2 separate regions of the Mus musculus genome follow, and region 1 is linked to region 2. Evidence: chromatin contacts called from ENCODE POLR2A ChIA-PET data. All regions are on one chromosome and are shown on one strand. The core of a region is the stretch at or near the end of the contact, and the rest is flanking DNA. Distances in the headings are between cores, read along the strand shown. Region 1 holds the start of Srsf7 (serine and arginine-rich splicing factor 7). Region 2 overlaps Galm (galactose mutarotase).

Region 1 (3,937 bases), core at 834-3,333, 39 kb after region 2:
ATTAACTAGAATACCAACCATTCCTTCATTAATTAAATACCTGCTTCTTCTTCGTCGGCTATAGCGATGACAGTCATAAGCATAATGTCCCTTTTCACCACACTCATAGCATCTATCATTAGGATCAAAGGGACGACGGGCAGGTGGCCTATCAAAACGAGATCTCCGAGGCATGCCTGTTGATAGTTCAACCCTCACTCGAGAACCACAAATCACTCTACAAAACATAAGAAAATGCTAATGTTAGAATACACATGTGACTTCTAGATTTAAAAATATCAACTGCTATGTATATAAAGAAAATATCTAATAAAAATTAATTTATTAAAAAAATGTCAACTGCTCATTCTCTCTACACGGTTAGTCTTTTGTTTACAAAACCCCGCCAATTCCACCTTTAGTCCTAAATCTTAAGTTATCCAGTGCCTGAAGGGTAAGGCATGTGAGAGGCTGACAGAATGAGGGCTCCAACCACCACCGGAGCTATATGGTGAGTTCCAGGTCAACATAGGCCAGAGACACTATCAAAAATAAGGTCCACCCCCAGAGAGTCTATGATTAGCACCGAGATTACTTATCCAGCCCGAGGGAATATTTTAAAGAAATTTGAAAAACAACCCACTTACTTCCCATCCAATCCTCGAACTGCATCCTCTGCATCTCTAGGGTCTTCAAATTCCACAAAGGCGAATCCTGGAGGATTTCTGGCAATCCACACAGTTCTTAAGGGCCCATAGTAACTGAATGCCCTTTCTAACTCTCCTTTACCAGCACCAGTTCCCAGGTTACCAACATATACCTTGGTTTCTGTTTAAAAAATGTAAACAGAACAAATGTTATTCAACGTGTGATAGGGAATTCATTTCTTTAAAACAGACCATCCTTAAAGAGCTGTGCAACGTACACGTTTTGTTTTGGAGACTCTGAGCCAGCTAAGTGATCTACTCGGAGCCACCCTACAACTATGTTAGCTATACATCGCTCAAACGACTCTCAGGCCTCAACCTCCCTGAGGCAGCTAGTGCACCACCAGGTCTGGCTCCCTTTATTTAGAGGTCTTCACCAAGTACTAAATCTTACAGCGTGAAAGACTGGAAAGCCAGACCTGCGACCAAGTTCTGGCGCTCTTATAGGAAGGAAACCCTGGGAGACTGCAGCGGGAGCATGGTAGACTTGAGGCGTGCGGGGTGGAGGTGGGGCCCGGCTCGGGCCCGCCCCGCCCCCCGAGTCCCCGCAGCCTCGGGCACAACAGCGCGCGGGCTCCGGCGGCCCGGCCTGCGGAGAGGTCTACAGCGAGGATCAGGGCCGAGCCAGTTCCCGGCTTCCACAGCAGGCGCAGGCTCACCCGAGTCCCCGCCCCAGAGCCAGAAGCCACGCTCGAAACGGCGAAGGAAAAAAAAAGAGAGAGAAAAAAAGCCGTCGCCGCTTGCAGCGGTCTTCCCCTCGCGCTACTCCTCATGCCGACCAATTGTTGGACGACGCGCAGCTCGCAGCTGCCGGTTTCGTTCCGTCTCCAGCCCAACCCGAATCTTAACGCCCATCATCACTCCCCGGCTCCAGTGGCGGGAAAGCGCTGAGGAAATGCGCCACCACGGTCATCAATGTGCTCAAAATGGCAGCCGCCGCCGCCGCCGAGGGCGGGGGGTGGGGTGGTGGAGGCGGGCGGCAGCGCGGAGAAATGGCCAACGCCACCACGGCGACCCCGCCAGGCTTCGGCCTGTCCAGGAGAGACCAAAAGGCGCCAAGCGCCCGGGCCCTAAGCGGCACACATGCCCTCCAGTCCCGCTCGCCCTCCTCCTCCCCGCCCCCGCGGCCTCGGGCTTCGTACAGCGTGCGCAGGAGCCGCCATTACGCACGCGGAATAACCGTCTCTAACCGCCGCGCCGCCCCTGCGGCCCCGCTCTGCTCGGTCGGCGGGCAGCACCGTCCTCCCCTGGGGCCCTGGCCGCTTACCTCCTCCATACCGCCCGTAGCGTGACATGATGGCCGGCCCGTGTACTCGGCTCTAGCTTGGAATGCTCACAGCGCGAGTAGCACGGAAGCGGCTGCGCAACCTCCTCTGCCTGCAATCCCGGCGGCACTACAAGGAAGAGGCCGGAGTCGCGCTTATATAGGCGGCGGGCGGGGATTCTTTTTTTCTGCGCATGCGTTGTGTCAACGTTCTGCGCGGCACAAAGAAGCTGGGCGGAAACAGCCTAGAGGCGGGGCGGAGGGAACTTAGAGCGAGACTCTGCGAGCGGAGCGGAGGGATACGTTTCCATGGGAACGCCGGGATCTTGCCCATAAACCTGTGGCCTTCCGGCGGTCTCCTGCTCCCTCCCCTCCCCTTCCCCTTTCCTGAACCCTGTGGGTCCTCCTAACCTCTCCCAACCCTTTTACCTCTTCATTTTAATCTAGGAACTGACAGCGACCGTAACCTAAGTACAGGTACACTAGACCGTTCTGTGAAAGTCCGTAAAATTTAACCGCTGCTGTCCCGGTCGCCACCTTTGGGGTACCTGGCCTAGTCTGTGTTCAGTGATCTTTAAGGCTCAACAGAGGTAATTAAACTAAGACCAGTGTGAAAATAACCCTTACTCCACAGTTATGTCTAATGGTTATTGCATCACGGGCCTCAAAAGGGATGACTTCCCCCGGGGAGTCTGCATAATACCTCTCCTTTTTGCACTGAGTCACTAATTTGTTAGTTTGATCTGAGTACTTGGGGGTTTGCTGAAACAAAGGGATAGGGTTGTGGAGAAGGGGTTCTGGCAATGTTAAAGTTGTGGCAAAACTGTAAAAGTTTGCAAGCATACTGAGCCGAGACAATTCTTGCATCTGAAGCACAAATTTATTTTTCCCTTCTAGTGCTTTGGATTTTTTAAAAGTTGTGTGTGAATTTTTACTTAAAACCTTACAGCTCAGCCACTCAATACGTATCAGTCTCCCTGAGTTGCTTAAAATCTGCCTTTGAATTCTGCATTTGCCAAAATTCAACTCTAAAAAGAGAGCTAAGTTCTTTTTTTTTTAAGATTTATTTATTTATTATATGTGAGTACACTGTAGCTGACTTCAGACACTCCAGAAGAGGGAGTCAGATCTCATTACCGGTGGTTGTGAGCCACCATATGGTTGCAGGGATTTGAACTCATCATTTGAACTCAGGGATGACCTTAGGAAGAGCAGTCAGTGTTCTTACCCACTGAGCCATCTCACCAGCCCAAGTTCTTTTTATCAACCAGCAAAAAACAAACAAACCAAAAAAAACAAAAAACAAAAAACAAAAAACATTACATCGTAACTACTTGGAATACTCAAGGGTTGGAAATTTTACACATAAAAGAGGAAGTTCCTAGGTACGTGTATTTCATCTCCGTTTTCATTTGCTGTGTGTGGATTCAGGTGTGGAGTGCTTTCTCTAAAGGAGTCCTTCTTGGTCAATAAAGCATGAGACTCTTTTAAAAAAAAAAAAAAGATTCATTTGTTATTTATACGAGTACACCGTGGCTGTCTTCAGACACACCAGAAGAGGGCATCAGATACCTTATAGATGGTTGTGAGTCACCATGTGGTTGCTGGGAATTGAACTCAGGACCTCTGGAAGAGCAGTCAGTGCTCTTAACTGCTGAGCCATATCTCTAGCCCCTCCCCCCCTTTTTAAAAGCAAAGACTCTTAAGTACTACTAATTTATATGTATGTTGATTTTCAAATATTTAAAATTATAGTGTCTCAACAAAAATCTCTGGCAAGAAAATAGAAACTCTACACAGTGAAGTATATTGTTCTGCCTCAGTCTTACTACACAGTATATTGTTCTGCCTCAATCTTCCTGTGTTTGCTTGCCACAGGAACTTCTGCAGTCCAGGCCTCCCACAGATTCACTATGTATACAACCCAGAGCTTTTTTTCATGCTAGAGAAATATTCTTCTAATCTGCTTCTCTCTGAAAGGCATTGA
Region 2 (3,578 bases), core at 201-2,700:
TTGCCTGCATGTTTGTCTGTGTGGAGGTGTCAGAGCTCTTGGAACTAGATATTACAGACAGATGCACTAGAATTACCGCCATGTGGGTATTGGGAATTAAACCAGGATCCTCTGGAAGAGCAGTCAACGCTCTTAACGGCTGAGCTGTCTTTCCAGCCCCGTAGAGTGGAAATTTTAAGCTGTTCACTTGCTGGCTCATGCTCTTCCAGGGTCAGCACCAGAGAACAGGGTTCTGCTTGCACATTAGACCTCATGGAGGTCTTTGGAGTGTTTGAATCCAGGAGACCGACTTCACACCATTGTCAGCTTAGAAATACCGTCTCACAATATTGTAAGAGTGGGGCTTGACTGGAGACAGAGACCAGTTGAAAGCTACTTAATATCCAAGTGAGAATTAAGGGGGACCTAAGGCAGGGGTCAGCTAGAAGAAGGGGATTTTATATTTAGGAGGTAAAATCAGGTGGCTGGGGCTGGAGAGTTAGTTCAATTGAATGCTTATTGACCTGAGTTCCAGCCCCAGAACCCACATACAAACTGGGTGTTAGTAGAACATGCCTATAGACCCCACACTTAGGAGGTAGAGACAGTGGGCTCCCTGGAGCTCTCTGGTCAGCCAGCCTAGACAAATCTGCAAACTGCAGATCAGTGAGAGACCCTGTCTCAAAAAACCAAGATGGGCTGGACGGTGGTGGGAAGATGGCCAGGCAGAGAGCAGAGGAGAATCTGTCCCAGCTAACCCCACCTGATAGCGTGATCAGGGCAGAAGCCAGTTTGTGTCAGAGAGTGTGGGCCTGTGAGCTGTTATCAGCTAAGGTAACTTGAACACAGAATCCTTGAGGCCTGGGGGCTGGGGGTGGGGTCTGTCTATCCTCAACAGCTTATGAGAAAGGGAAGAGGCAGGGAAGAGGGGAGAGGGTGTCACGGAGAGGTTGGGTACCACTCAAGGTAGAAAGGTTTTAAGGGAGAGGGAAACTGACTTGAGAACTGAAATGGTTGTGGGAGAACTTGGGGAATCCAAATGATGAATGTGAATAGCCTCAGTCTGTGAATTTTCTCCTGGTTCTTTCAGAAGTCTGGACAAAGAACGTGGATTGGCCCACAGTTAGGGTTTCTGTCAGATCCAAGGGCAGGAGGTCAGAGTGTTAGACAGGTCAAGAAAGGTCACTAAGCCAGTAGCTTAGGCTGTAGACAATGGGTCTTTCATAAGTATCAAAGGATGTGAAGGATGGTAGGATACATAGTAAGAAAATACGGTGACACCAGGGACCTGGCGGTCTCTGGAGAAGATCAGACCTATCTGGAACCTCACACCTGCGGTACAGCCAGAAGGCATGAAGGCCACAGCTGGGCAGAGAGCCACGGCAGAGTGAACTTCTTAACTAATGGCAAATCCCTGTGTTCAGTGCTGATGGCCATCTAAGATGGAAAAACACTGTCAGGAAATGCCTTATGTGGGTTAACCATGAAGAATTGCCCTCTCATCTGAAAGTGACCTGCGGCTCAGCTCAGCTCTTCCTGCTGTGGATGTCACGTCATATCTGGAAGCGACACCCTCCTTCCTTTGAGTCAGAGTCAAAAAAATCAGAAAGCCCTCAGTGGAGTGAGAAAGAGATTGGGGAGAGCGGGACCCACCCACATGGTATCGGAATGACATCATCAACACAACCAGACAGCAGAGGAAAAGTGCAGAGGAGTGCTGAGACCGAGGGGTCTGTGAAATGTTTCCAAAATGCTACCTCTACAGGAAAGTCCCAAGGTGCTTTTCCTTGTTGGCTGCTGGAATGAAGTAAGAATTCCCACCCAGGGTGTCACCTTTCATTATCATCCTCTTTATGTCGCTTCCTAAAATAATAACTGCCATTCAGGAGATGACTTAACCAAGATGGCTTAATTAGATATCAGACGAATACCTGTGCCCAGGAGCCCCATTACTGCAGGCCTCCTCATGCAAATCTTTCTGGCTATTCCCAACCTGACTAGCTAAAGAGACAGACGTAATTGGAGCAGCTGGGCTGTAAGCACAGCTGGGCCGTCCCCATGGAGACCAGAATTCTGCTCGGGAGTGCTTCCTGTTGCCAGCTTTTCTTCCCTCTATCTTTTTTTTTCCCGTTGTGTAGCAGCGCCTCAGTGCTCAGGTCTGTGCATACCAATCACTGGGGAGGTCGTTAAATACAGATTCTGCCTCCGCATTCTCTGATTGAGCTACTGGGTCCGTGATTCTCACAAGCCCGTAGGTGAGGCATGTTCTGCTGCTGCTGGTGGTCCTTGAGTCTCCTTCCAAGCAGCTATCAACAAAGCTCCAGCTAGCCTGCAGGAGCGTATGTTGCTTTCTCATTTTGGCACCATTTCTCCCCTTCTGTTGCTCTCCCCAGCTCCTCTATGGTCTCCAGTGGACAGTAGCTCCCTGTGTTCTCCCTCCTCCCTCTAGCACGCCATTCGTGGGCTCCATCACTAAACGTGTGTTCCTCAAGTCAGTCTTCAGCTAATGGCTTTCAGCCAGCGGTTTCCTTAAATCAGGCTAGCTGAAAGTTCTATTAAGACACAAATGGGTGGGGATGAAGCTCAGTTGGTTGAATGCCACAGAGCATGAATGAGGTCTCTGGGCCATCCTCGGTACTGCATAAAACCAATCGTGGTGGCCACACCCATGACCTCAGCACAGGTGGTAGAGGCAGGCTTAGAAAAGGTCAGCCTTCTCAGCTGTACAAGCTCAAGGGCAGCCTGGGCGATATGAGACGCTGTCTCAAAATTAAAAGTTTTAAAAGAAAGAAGAAAAAAATAACCCAATATCACAGAGTATTCCGCAAGTCGACACCCAGCTTCGCTGCTTTTGTCTCACACCCCAGTAATCCTGGGGTGTCACAGCTGGAAGGCATCACATCTGGATCCCAGAGCTCAGCAGCAGCTGGGTGTCCCTGGGGAAGGATATCACCTTGCTCATTGTCCACCGGGTCAAAGTATTGAAAAGGCTTTTCATTTTTCTTCCTTTTGGTTTCTCAAGACAGGGTTTCTCTGTTTTAGCCCTGGCTGTCCTGGAACTCAATCTGTGGACCAGGATGGCCTTGAACTCAAGAGATCCACCTCTGCCTCCCGAGTAAGTGTAGCTGGGAGTAAGTGTTTACACCACTACCGCCTGGCTTTTTTTTCTTTTTTTAATATTTATTTAAATTTGGTTCTGGAGAGAGTCTTATTGTATAGTTCCAACTGGCCTTGAACATGCTACTTAAACCAAGCTGGCCTATGCAGGGTGACGGTGGCAAAGGACTTTAATCAGGAGGCAGAAGCAAATAGATCTGAGTCTAAGGCTAACCTGGTCTACAGAGCAAGTTCCAGGACAGCCAGAGCCACACAGGGAGACTCTGTCTTAAAAAACAAAACCAGGCTGGCCCCAAACTTGAAGAGATCTGCCTGTCTCTACCCCGACCCCCCATCCCCGAGTGTGAGGTTAAATATGTATATGCCTGGCACGCTGGTATCACAGATACGCTATACCACATCCTGGCTGTTGTTTTCTTTGCTTACTTATTTTGAAGCTGTCTCATATACCCCAGGCTAGATGACTAGTCTACCAGCTGAGT

What was found. ChIA-PET counts read pairs that join two places held with the same protein, here RNA polymerase II (POLR2A).
Region 1: POLR2A ChIA-PET joins it to region 2 with 26 read pairs in embryonic stem cell. The contact joins the promoter of Srsf7 here to the enhancer-like site in region 2. POLR2A ChIA-PET finds 5 or more read pairs at or near these places in 4 of 5 experiments (Patski and embryonic stem cell).

What each region holds. Positions count from the first base shown.
Region 1 is chr17:80,205,222-80,209,158 of GRCm38, forward strand. Srsf7 (serine and arginine-rich splicing factor 7) reads right to left here and starts at 2,084. Exons shown (of 8, transcript NM_146083.2): 1 at 1,954-2,084; 2 at 627-807; 3 at 41-217. The coding sequence starts at 1,981. It also overlaps a transcript of Gemin6 not described here.
Region 2 is chr17:80,166,495-80,170,072 of GRCm38, forward strand. The region is part of intron 4 of Galm (galactose mutarotase); the gene reads left to right. Among named protein-coding and RNA genes, the nearest start is that of Gm51284, 27 kb to the right of the region's middle. Within about 2 kb of position 1,451, at least 1 of the 3 ENCODE cell types and tissues checked has a DNase peak (open chromatin) inside an H3K27ac peak, as active enhancers do.